Regions from separate parts of the Homo sapiens genome. Here region 1 is linked to region 2. A link is a loop called in an ENCODE intact Hi-C map of the cell type or tissue named here. Cell type or tissue: breast epithelium. All regions are shown on one strand. Each heading gives the region's core, and the rest is flanking DNA. Links, peaks and the distances in the headings are about the cores only. Region 1 has its middle 15 kb from the start of RANBP9. Region 2 overlaps RANBP9 (RAN binding protein 9).

Region 1 (5,394 bases), core at 138-5,137, 57 kb after region 2:
TCTCATCAAAATCAAAGCACTTTCTATTTGAAAGTACTTTTCTGTAAGATACAGAGCTTGGTTATATAAATTATGTACGTCAATAAGGCAATCTAGGCTCACTGCTTGTCTTCATAATTTTATAGCTCTCTCTCTCTCTCTCGGTTCTGGCCACATTTCAGTAAAGGAAGGGGTTATATAAGCATTCTGGTTTGATGGAAAAGTAATTTTATGATTGAAGTATGAACTGAAATGGCTCTTCCACTGGGCAGAGGCATTAATGCCATAAAACTGCCTTTAAGGGACTATTAGAGGGTCACCATGACTGCTGCAGCTCAGGGCTGTTACTTTCTAACCATTACATGCCTAATGTCATGTGTATTATGCTTTAATAACTATTTAAAAATTTGACCCCATAAGGACAATTTTGTAGGGTAGGTTAGGTGTCCCAGATCAGGTTTCCTAGAAACGGAGGCTGAGATGGGGTTTCTGGTACCTGTGATCTTTTGACAGAGTGCTCTCAAGTGAAATGTGTAGGGGAATAAGGGAAGTAAACTAGCACGGGGAGGAAGCCAGGCGAAGATGTAAGCTCGGTGAGGTCTGGCTCCAGCCTAACCCCACAGGAAGCTCTGGAGTGTGTGTGCACCATGCAGTCATCCCACCTTAAGGCAAGAGTCCAGGGCTTTTAAAGCCTGTATTAACCACTCATTAGCTGCAGACCACATTCCTCCCTGGGGTGGTATAACATCCGAGGGATCTCTGGGCAAGGAGGTGAGGGTGTGGCTATGAGTCACTGGCAACATTCCCTGTGGCCTGAGATGGGTGCATCAGCAGGTGACAGGACATGCTCAGGGCACCAAGAGCATCCAAGGATGCTTTTTTTTTTTTTTTTTTGAGATGGAGTCTCACTCTGTCACCCAGGCTGGAGTGCAGTGGTGCCATCTCAGCTCACTGCAACCTTCGCCTCCCAGATACAGATGATTTTAATGCCTCAGCCTCCTGAGTAGCAGGGATTACAGGCTCCTGCCACCCCACCAGGCTAATTTTTGTATTTTTAGTAGAAACGGGGTCTACCATGTTGGCTAGGCTGGTCTCAAACTTCTGACCTTAGGTGATCCACCTGCCTCGGCCTCCCACAGTGCTGGGATTACAGGTGAGAGCCACTGCACCTGGCCTTCCAGTCACATTTCTAATCACACACCTGATCATTTCAATGACTACATCTGCCTTAAGAGAACTCTCTGAATGTTGGCATTACTGAGCAATGTTGGAATGTCACAAGTCTTGCAAATATGTCCATCAAATAAGTTCACATTTTAATAGGTTTAATCTGGGAAGAGGGTCTTTCATAAAGAGACGATTTTTAGAATACGTGTGTACGTAGGAACACAAGCCCGTAAGTTTGGCTGTTGCCACCATGCTCATTACTGACCTTCATCATGTTTATTTTCATGGTCCATATGCCTTTTTCTACTCTCTGTTGACCATGTGAAAGTCTGTCTGTGTCAGCATGGTTTACCTTAGTTTATAAGGTCCTCATAGGTATAGGTCACAACTATTTACTGTTCTCTATGTTGCATGTTGCACAATTATGGGTTTAACAACTGCTTCTTGTTGATATAGGGATGTAACTCTGCTTTTTTATTATGGCAATGATATTCTATTTGATAATTGCCCAGGCCTTAAACATATGACTAAGGCATCATCCTGAGCAGGACTTGCAAACTCAAATACCTCCATGAGCCAGGTAGATAATGTAAAAGAGTGAACCAGGTCGGGTATAAAACAATAACAGAGTGGAGAGCATAAAGGAATTTCAAATCAAAACGTTCCAAACACTTCACAGGTCAAACAAAACACCTCTGTGGGTCAGATCTGGCCAATGGTTCACCAGTTAGTGGCCTAAAGGCTAGGTCTGAACTCAAAGCCGGAAACTCAGGCCAATTACAGGTGTCCTGGATCTGTCTTAGGTTTGCCAAAAGCTATCATTACTTGTCCCTGCCTACCGTGGGTGATCTGAAATACCAGATTTTTCAGTCATGCTGCCCTGCCTGTAGAACCAGACCTGGAGATTTTGAGATACTTCCTGGCTTGCCAGGGAAATCTGAGTCATAGGTGCCCCATTTACTTAACACAACCACAAAAAAACACCTTCAAAGAGCCTATTTCCTATTGTAGTGCCCTATATCTAGGAGGCACTCCTTAAATACTTCTTGATGACACAAGCAAGCTACTTTCATAATGCTTGATTTCAAGTCTTTATAACCCATCCAGTGGTCTTCATTCTAAGAATTAAGTGTAGGGGCTGGGCACGTTGGCTCACACCTGTAATCCCAGCTCTTTGGGAGGCCGAGGCGGGCAGATCACGAGGTCAGGAGATCAAGACCATCCTGGCTAACACGGTGAAACCCCATCTCTACCAAAAATACAAAAAATTAGCCGGGCGTGATGGCGGGCACCTGTAATCCCAGCTACTCGGGAGGCTGAGGCAGGAGAATGGCGTGAACCCAGGAGGCGGAGCTTGCAGTGAGCCGAGATCACGCCACTGCACTCCAGCCTGGGAGATAGAGAGAGACTCCGTCTCAAAAAAAAAAAAAAAAAAAAAAGAATTAAGTGTTCACAGTTTAATTATGATGCAAAGATTACATATACTATACCAAGTGTTGACAAGGATGTGCAGAAATCAGAGCCCTGATACGCTCAGACACTGCAGGTGTGAAAACAGTATGGCAGTTCCTCCAAGCTTAAACTTAGATTTCCCATATGACCCAGCAATTCTACTCCTGGGTATATACCCAAAAGAAAGGAAAACATATGTTCACATAAAAACTTGCACACAAATGTTCATAGCAGCATTATTCATAATAGTAAAAAAGTAGAAATAATCCAAATATCCATCAATGGATGAATGGATAAATAAAATGTTGGCCGGGCACAGTGGCTCACATCTGTAATCTCAGCACTTTGGGAGGCCGGATCGCTTGTGTCCAGGAGTTTGAGACCAGCCTGGGCAACATGAAGAAACCCTATCTCTAGAAAAAAATAGAAAAGTTAGCCAGGCGTAATGGTGCGCACCTGTACACCCAGCTACTCGGAAGGCTGAGGTGGAAGGATCTCTGGAGCCCGTGAGGTCGAGGCTGCAGTGGGCTGTGATCATGCCACTGCTCTCCAGCTTGGGTGACAGAGCGAGACCCTGTCTCAAGAATTTTTTAATTAAATTCAATTAAACATTTAAAAATAAAATGTTGTCTATTCATAGAGTGGAACATTATTCAGCAGTATAAAGGAATGGAGTTCTGGTTCTGATGAATGTTACAACACAGATGAACCTTCATAATATTATGCTAATTGAAGGGTGCCAATCACAAAAGACCACATATTTTATGTTTCCTTTTATATGCAATGTTCAGGATAGGCAAATCCATAGACACAGAAAGTAGATTAGTGGTTGTCAGGAGTTGGGGGGAAGAGAGAGTGAGGAGTGACTGCTAGTGGGTAGAAAATTTATTTTGGGGGTGGTGAAATGTTCTAAAAGGTATGATGGTGATGGTTGCACAACTTTGTGAATATACTAAAAACTGCTGAATTGTACATATTAAATGGATAAATTATGTGGTATGTGAATTATATCTCAATAAAGCTCTTATTTTAAAAAAGGTTACATGTGCTATGAAGGTTTTTGTCATAAGCACCAAATACTGTGTACATGAATTTACTGCCATGTAACTTTCAGTGCTTTTCTTACTCCTGGCACATAGTAGGCCATCAATAGATGTTTGTTGAAGGAATGGTGAATGGTTTCTAAGAAGCTAGAATATTCAGTGAATTGGGCTGGAGGATTCTGATTTAAATTTCTGGAGGCTATCCTGAAAATCCATGGATTTTCTTTCCTACAAGAAAGAAACTAGCATGAAGCTTGGCATATGGCATGCTCTCAATAAATAGCAGTTCCTTCCCTCTTTTTTCAAAACAGTTCTAAAATGTATTATTCTACTTTCTTAGTATCAACCTTTTCAGCTTTATAATGAATTATCAATGGAAATAGGAGTAGAAATTTTAAAAGACCAATCTTATTTGTGTCCAGTAGTGGGAGTCACACTCAGCTAAGAAATGGTTTTTTGATGTTAAAATTTGAATAAACGGGCTAGTACAGTGGTTCTCAGTGCATCAGAATCACCTGAAGAATTGATCTGGGGTGGGGCTCAAGAAGCTGCATTTCCAACAAGTTCTAAGGGAGACCAGCATTTCTTCCTTTTAAAAAAATTTTTTTAATTTTTGAAACAATCACAAAATTACAGGGAAATCAGAGATACAATTCAAAGAACTATTTCTACTGAGCCATTTGAGAGCAAATTGCTGACATCACCTGTGTGGAATTTCTACAAACAAGATATTCTACATAACCGAAATATAACCATCAGAATCAGGAAAGAAACACTGATGCGTTAGTACTATCTAATCTTCACATCCCATTCAAATTTTACCAGTTGCCCCAATAACATTGTTTACAGCTAATGATCCAGTTCAAACCATGCATTGCAGTTACTTGTCATATGTCTCTAGCCATGAAACACTTCCTCAGTAACTCCTTGACTTTCCTGACCCTGACACTTTTGAAGATTACAGGCCAGTTATTTTTTAGCGTCCCTTAATTTGGGCTTCTCTATTTCCTCAAGTGTAGATTCAGGTTATGAATCTTGGGAGGCATATCATAGAAATGCCTCTGTGTTCTTCTCAGTGTATCAGGTGCCACACAATAGTAATGTGTTGCATTTCTGATGATGCTAACTTTTATCATTTAATAAAGGTGCTGTCAGTCTTCTCCACTATAAAGTTATTCTTTTCCTCTTTGCAATTAATAAATATTTTGTGGAGAGATGCTGTGAAATAATCCAAATATCCCATTCTTCATCAAACTTTCATTTATTTATTTATAGCTCTATGGATGTGATTTCCAATTTTATTCAATAGGGTTAGAATTCATCATTATTATTTATTTTGATATTCAGATTGTCCCTCAGTAGGCTAGTTGGAGCCCCTCTACCTGTCTTCTATGCCTTTTGACTTGTCCCCAACACTTTCTGAGCACTTCCTGACTTTCAGGCACAACAAGATGTTCCAGACTCATCTCGCACTTTCCATGCTACAGCCCTGGAATCAGCCATTTCTCCAAGGAGCCATAATTCCTTTTAATTGCAAATGGTGTTTGAGGCCAAAATCTAGGTGCTCAGTGTGCTTATTGATATCGGAGTGTTGTTCCTCTAGGCCTTTTCAGCGAGAGCTAAGTAATATACATACATACGTATGTTAGGCATTGATTGCTGTATAACAAATTACCACAAATTTAGCATCTTAAAACAACACACATTCATTACCTCACAGTTTTGTGGCTCAGGAGTCCTGGCATGGCTTAGT
Region 2 (5,394 bases), core at 188-5,187:
CCAGGCACAGTGGCTCATGCCTGTAATCCCAAAGGAAAACAAAACTGGGAGGCCATGGTGAGAGAAGCGCTTGAGTCCAGGAGTTCAAGACCAGCCTGGGACCCCGTCTCTCCAAAAAAAAAAAAAAAAAAAAAAAAAAAAGATTGGCAGGGTGGTGCATTGCCTGTAGTCCCAGCTACTCGGGAGGATCACTTGAGCCTGAGAGGTCGAGGCTGCAGTAAGACATGATGGTACTACTGCACTCCAGTCTGGGTGACAGAGGCCTTGTCTCAAAACAACAACAACAACAAAAAATTGTTATGGAATAAATACTACAAGAAAGTGAGTATTTTACCTTGAAAAACACCTAAGTTTATGCCTGGGAAATGGGTGTCATAAGAGTTACCACTTGTGAGTTACTGTGAAGTGATGAAAGGAGGGTTATCTGACAAAGGGAAATTTGTAATACCAGTTGTGGCTGGGTGTGGCTCATGACACACAGTAAACTGAATAGCTGGTAGATATATAAAGGCTATCTGACATATAAAAACAAACTCAATCCAACAGTGAGGGACAGGCAAAATTTATGTGAACAAGAAATTTATTATTGTGGTACTATGTGTTTACCAAGAGCAATGAACATGAAGATTTTTCAGATCAATATGTCAACGTAGATCATCACAAATTATGCATTTATTAACAGTTATGTAAGTAATGTTTGTGCCTAACATACAATGGAGACTAACAGCATTCTAGTTTAATTCCTATTATTGATAGGCTTAAGCCTACTATCTTGCTATCTGTCCATCTGTTCTCTCCATCTTTTTCTGTGTTCTTTTTAATTCTTATTTTTGTTTTATGGCCATTATTAGTTTTCTGCTATACCTTTTGGCAGTATATTAATGACTACCTTATTAAGATTTTAATGCATCTTTGATCTATTACATTCTTGATTAAGTTAGTATATGTATCACATGCTGGCAATGCAAGAAACACTTTTAAAAACCTATTTACAGTGATGTTCCACATAACAAATGTTTCGGTCAACAACAGACCGCATGTACAACAATAGTCCTATAAGATTATAATGGAGCTGTTCTATACAAGTGTGCCATTTTAAATCTTTTATACCACACATTTTTACTGTATCTTTCCTATGTGATGTATTTAGATACACAAAACCATTGTGTTACAATTCCCTATTGTAACACAATAACAAGCTATTCAGTTTTGTAGCCTAGGAGCAGAGCAATAGACCACACAACATGGCCTAGGTGTTTAATAAGCCATGTGGTATGGTCTATACCATTTAGGTTTGTGTAAGTACATTCTATGATATTCCTACAATGACAAAATCACCTAACCACACATTCTTCAGAACGTATCCCCATTCTTACGCAACACATTTTTTGTTACTGTTGTCAAAAATTAAAATTAAATAAAAAAGAAAGATCTCTAATTAGTAATCCAATTTCTACCATTAAGAATGAACTAAACCCAAAGCAGGTAGCAGAAAAGGAATTATAAAGATTAGGGGAGAAATAAGAGGAGAGACTAGAAAAACAATAGAATCAACAAATTCAAAAGTAGGTTCTACTAAGCAAGAAAAATAAAAGAAGACTCAAATTACTAAACATCAGGAATTACAAGAGTATTACTACTAAACTAAAAAGGATCATAAGAAAACAATTATTAAATACTATGAACAATGAATTACATAACCTCCTTTAAATGGACAAATTCCTAGAAAGACACAAACTACTGAAACTGCATAGTAATTTTAAAACACAAAGACAAGCCCGTGCTCAGATGGCTTCACTGGGGAAATCTACCAAACATAAAAATTAACATTAATCTTTCCCAGACTCTTCCAAAAAAGCTAGAAATACTTCCTAACTCATTCTACAAAGCCAGTACTATCTTGTTACCAAAACTAGATAAAGGCATCACAAAAAAACTACAGAAAAAATATCCTTCATTAATACAAATGCAAAAATCCTCAACAAATTACTAGGAAATCAAATCCAGCAACACATAAAAAAGATTATAAATCATGACCAAATGGGATTTATATCCCAAAAACATGAAGTTCGTTTAACAAACAAAAATCAATCAATGTAATATATTAAGAAAATAAAGAACAAAATCCATATAATCATCTCAACAGGCATAGAAAAAGAATTTCACAAAACTCATCACCCTTTCACGATTTAAAAAAAATCATGAAAAATCATGACTCAGCAAGCTTGAAACAGAAGGAAACTTCCTCACACTGATAAAGAACATCTATGAAAAATCCCCAGCTAACAGCATACTTAGTGGTAAAAGACTGAATACTTTGACCTTAAGATTAGGGACAAAAAAAAGGATGTCTTCTCTCACCACTTCTATTCAACATAGTACTGAAACTTCTACCCTGGGCAAGAGGGCAAGAAAAAGACATAAAAGCCATCAGATCAGAAAGCAAGAAATAAGCATCCTCTATTGACAGATGGCACAATTTTGTATATAGAAAATCCTAAAGAATCTCCTCCCCCAAAATTATTAAAAGTAATCAAGTTCAACAAGACTACAAGATACAAGATTAATATGCAAAAATCAGTTGTATTTCTACACACTAGAAATAATTTGAAAATGAATTTAAGAAAATACTTTCATTTGGAACAGAATAAAAAAAAAGAATACTTAGGAATAAATATAACAAAAGAAGTGTGAAATCTGAACACTAAAAACGACATTGTTGAAAAAATGAAAGAACTGCTAAGTAAATGGAAAGACTCCCCATGCCATATTCATGGATTTGAAGACTAAATGCTGTTAAAATAGCAATACTCCCCAAATTAATCTAGAGATTCAACACAAACCCTATCAAAATCCTAACTTGCTTTGCTGCAGAAATTGACAAACTGATCCTGAAATCATACACAAATGCAAGGGCCCAGTAGAGCCAAAATAATCTTGAAAAAGAACAAAAAAGTTGGAAGACTCACACATTCCAATTTTAAAACTCAATAAAAAGCTACAGTAACCAAGAGAATGTGTTGCTGGCTTAAAAACAGACATAGAGATCAATGCCATAGAATTGAGATTTCAGAAACTCTTGTATTCACGATCAATTAATTTTGTTATTGTTGTTGTTTTGCGACAAGTAAGGTCTCACTTTAACCAGGCTGCAGTGCAGTGGCATGACCACAGCTTACTGCAGCCTTTTTTCTCCCGATTAGGTGATCCTCACACCTCAGCCCCCGAGTAGCTGGGACTACAGTTGCATGCCACCATGCCTGGCTAACTTTTTTTCGCATTTTTTGTACAGACAGGGTTTCTCCATGTTGCCCAGGCTAGTCTCAAACTCCTGGGCTCAAGCAATACTGTCCACCTTGGCCTCCCAAAGTGTTGGGATTACAGGTGTGAGCCACAGCATCTGGTAGATGAATTGATTTTTGACAAGCAGGAAAAAACAATCCAGTGGGGAAAGAACTGGTTTTTTTTTTTTCAACAAATGGTACTGGGAAAACATACAAATGCAAATGAATGCAGCTGAGGTCGGGCACAGTGGCTCAAGTCTATAATCCCCGCGCTTTGAAAGGCCAAGGTGGTGGGTGGATCACTTCAAGTCAGGAGTTCAAGACCAGCCTAGCCGACATAGCAAAAGCCCATCTGTACTAAAAATACAAAAATTAGCCAGGTGCAGTGGCACATGCCTGTAGTCCCAGCTTCTCGGGAGGCTGAGGCATTAGAATTGCTTGAGCCTGGGAGGCGGAGGTTGCAGTGAACTCAGATTGTGCCACTGCACTCTGGCCTGGGTGACAGATTAAGATTCTGTCTCAAAAATAAAAAAATATTTTCAAAAAGAATGTAGCTGGATCCCTATCTCACACCATATATAAAAATTAACACAAAATGGATTAGAGAGCTAACTGAAGAGCTAAAACTATGAAACTCTTAGATGAAAACACAGATGTAAGTCTTTCTGATAGTGGCTTAAGACAATGGTCTCTTAGATATGACATCAGAAGCAGAAGAAACACAAGAAAAAATAGACAAACTAGGCCAGGTGTGGTGGCTCATGCCTGTAATCCCAGCACTTTGGGAGGCTGAGGCAGGCAGATCACGAGGTCAGGAGATCGAGACCATCCTGGCTAACACGGTGAAACCCCGTCTCTACCAAAAATACAAAAACAAAATTAGACGGGCGTGGTGGTGGGCGCCTGTAGTCCCAGCTACTTGGGAGGCTGAGGCAGGAGAATGGTGTGAACCCGGGAGGTGGAGCTTGCAGTTAGCCAAGATCATACCACTGCACTCCAGCCTGGGAGACAGAGCAAAATTCCATCTTAGAAAAAAAAAAAAAAAAAAAAGTAGACAAACTAGACTCCATAAAATTTAAAATTTTTGTGATTTAAAGGATACTGTCAAGGAAACTAAAAGACAATTCACAGAATGGCAGACAATATATGCAAATCATATATCTGATAGGGTAACTTTTTACAGTATATATAAAGAACTCTTACAGCTCAATAAAAGGAAAACCCTACTAAAACAATGGGCAAAGGATCTGAATAGACATTTCTTCAAAGATGTATAAATGTCCAATAAGCAAGTAAAACTATGTTAATCATTAGTAATTAGAGATGCAAATCAAAAGACACTATGAGCTCTCATTTTACATACACTAGGATGGCTAGAATCAAGAAGATATGTGTTGACAAGAATGTGGAGAAACTGCAACTATCATAGCTGGTAGTAAGTAAAATGGTACAGCCACTTTGGAAAACCGTCTGGCAGCTCCTCAAAAAGTTAATCATAGGGTATCTATGACCCAGAAATTACACTCCCATTTTCTGCAATAAAAATGAAAACACATAGCCATACTATGTTACACAATTCTTCATAACAGCAATATTCTTAACAGTCAAAAAGTGTTTCCACCAACCAATGGATAAACAAAATGTGATATATTAATACAATGGAATATTAATTTGGCAACAAAAAGGAATGGAGTATTGATATATGATACAGCATAAATCAACCTTTAAAACATTAACCTTTAAAACATGTTAAGATAAAGAAGTCAGAAACGAGAGGTCACATTTTGTATAATTCCATTTATATGAAATGTCCAGAATAAGTAAATCCATAAAAACAAAATAGTTAGTTGCTGCCTGGAACTGGGAGGAGTGAGTGTTTTGGGGTTCCTTTTTCAGGTGACAAAAATGTTTAAAAATTAAATAGTAAGGGTTGCATAACTCTGTGAATATAGTAAAAATTACCAAATTGTGCATTTTTAAAGGGTGAATATGTACATGAATTATACATCTCAATACAACTCTCATTAAAAAAATAAAGATGACAACTTTGTTCCACTCTATTACGTAAACAGCTTGGAAATCATCACTCCCATCCTCACAAGAAAAAAAG

Evidence for each region. A loop is a pair of places that touch in the nucleus more often than their neighbours do. Peaks named below come from ENCODE experiments on the same cell type or tissue, not always from the same donor. Only the 100,000 strongest peaks of a DNase experiment are listed, where the experiment ranks them.
Region 1: a loop joins it to region 2, with 16 times the contacts of the local background. A loop is called at or near these places in 8 of 110 quality-filtered maps.

The regions. Positions count from the first base shown.
Region 1 is chr6:13,723,713-13,729,106 of GRCh38, forward strand. No RefSeq gene overlaps it. Among named protein-coding and RNA genes, the nearest start is that of RANBP9, 15 kb to the left of the region's middle. In breast epithelium, for the core only: no CTCF peak of the experiment used is centred there; DNase peaks (open chromatin) are centred at 749 and 2,019; H3K27ac peaks cover 1,461 bases.
Region 2 is chr6:13,666,488-13,671,881 of GRCh38, forward strand. All of the region lies in intron 2 of RANBP9 (RAN binding protein 9), which reads right to left. Among named protein-coding and RNA genes, the nearest start is that of RANBP9, 43 kb to the right of the region's middle. In breast epithelium, for the core only: no CTCF peak of the experiment used is centred there; no DNase peak of the experiment used is centred there.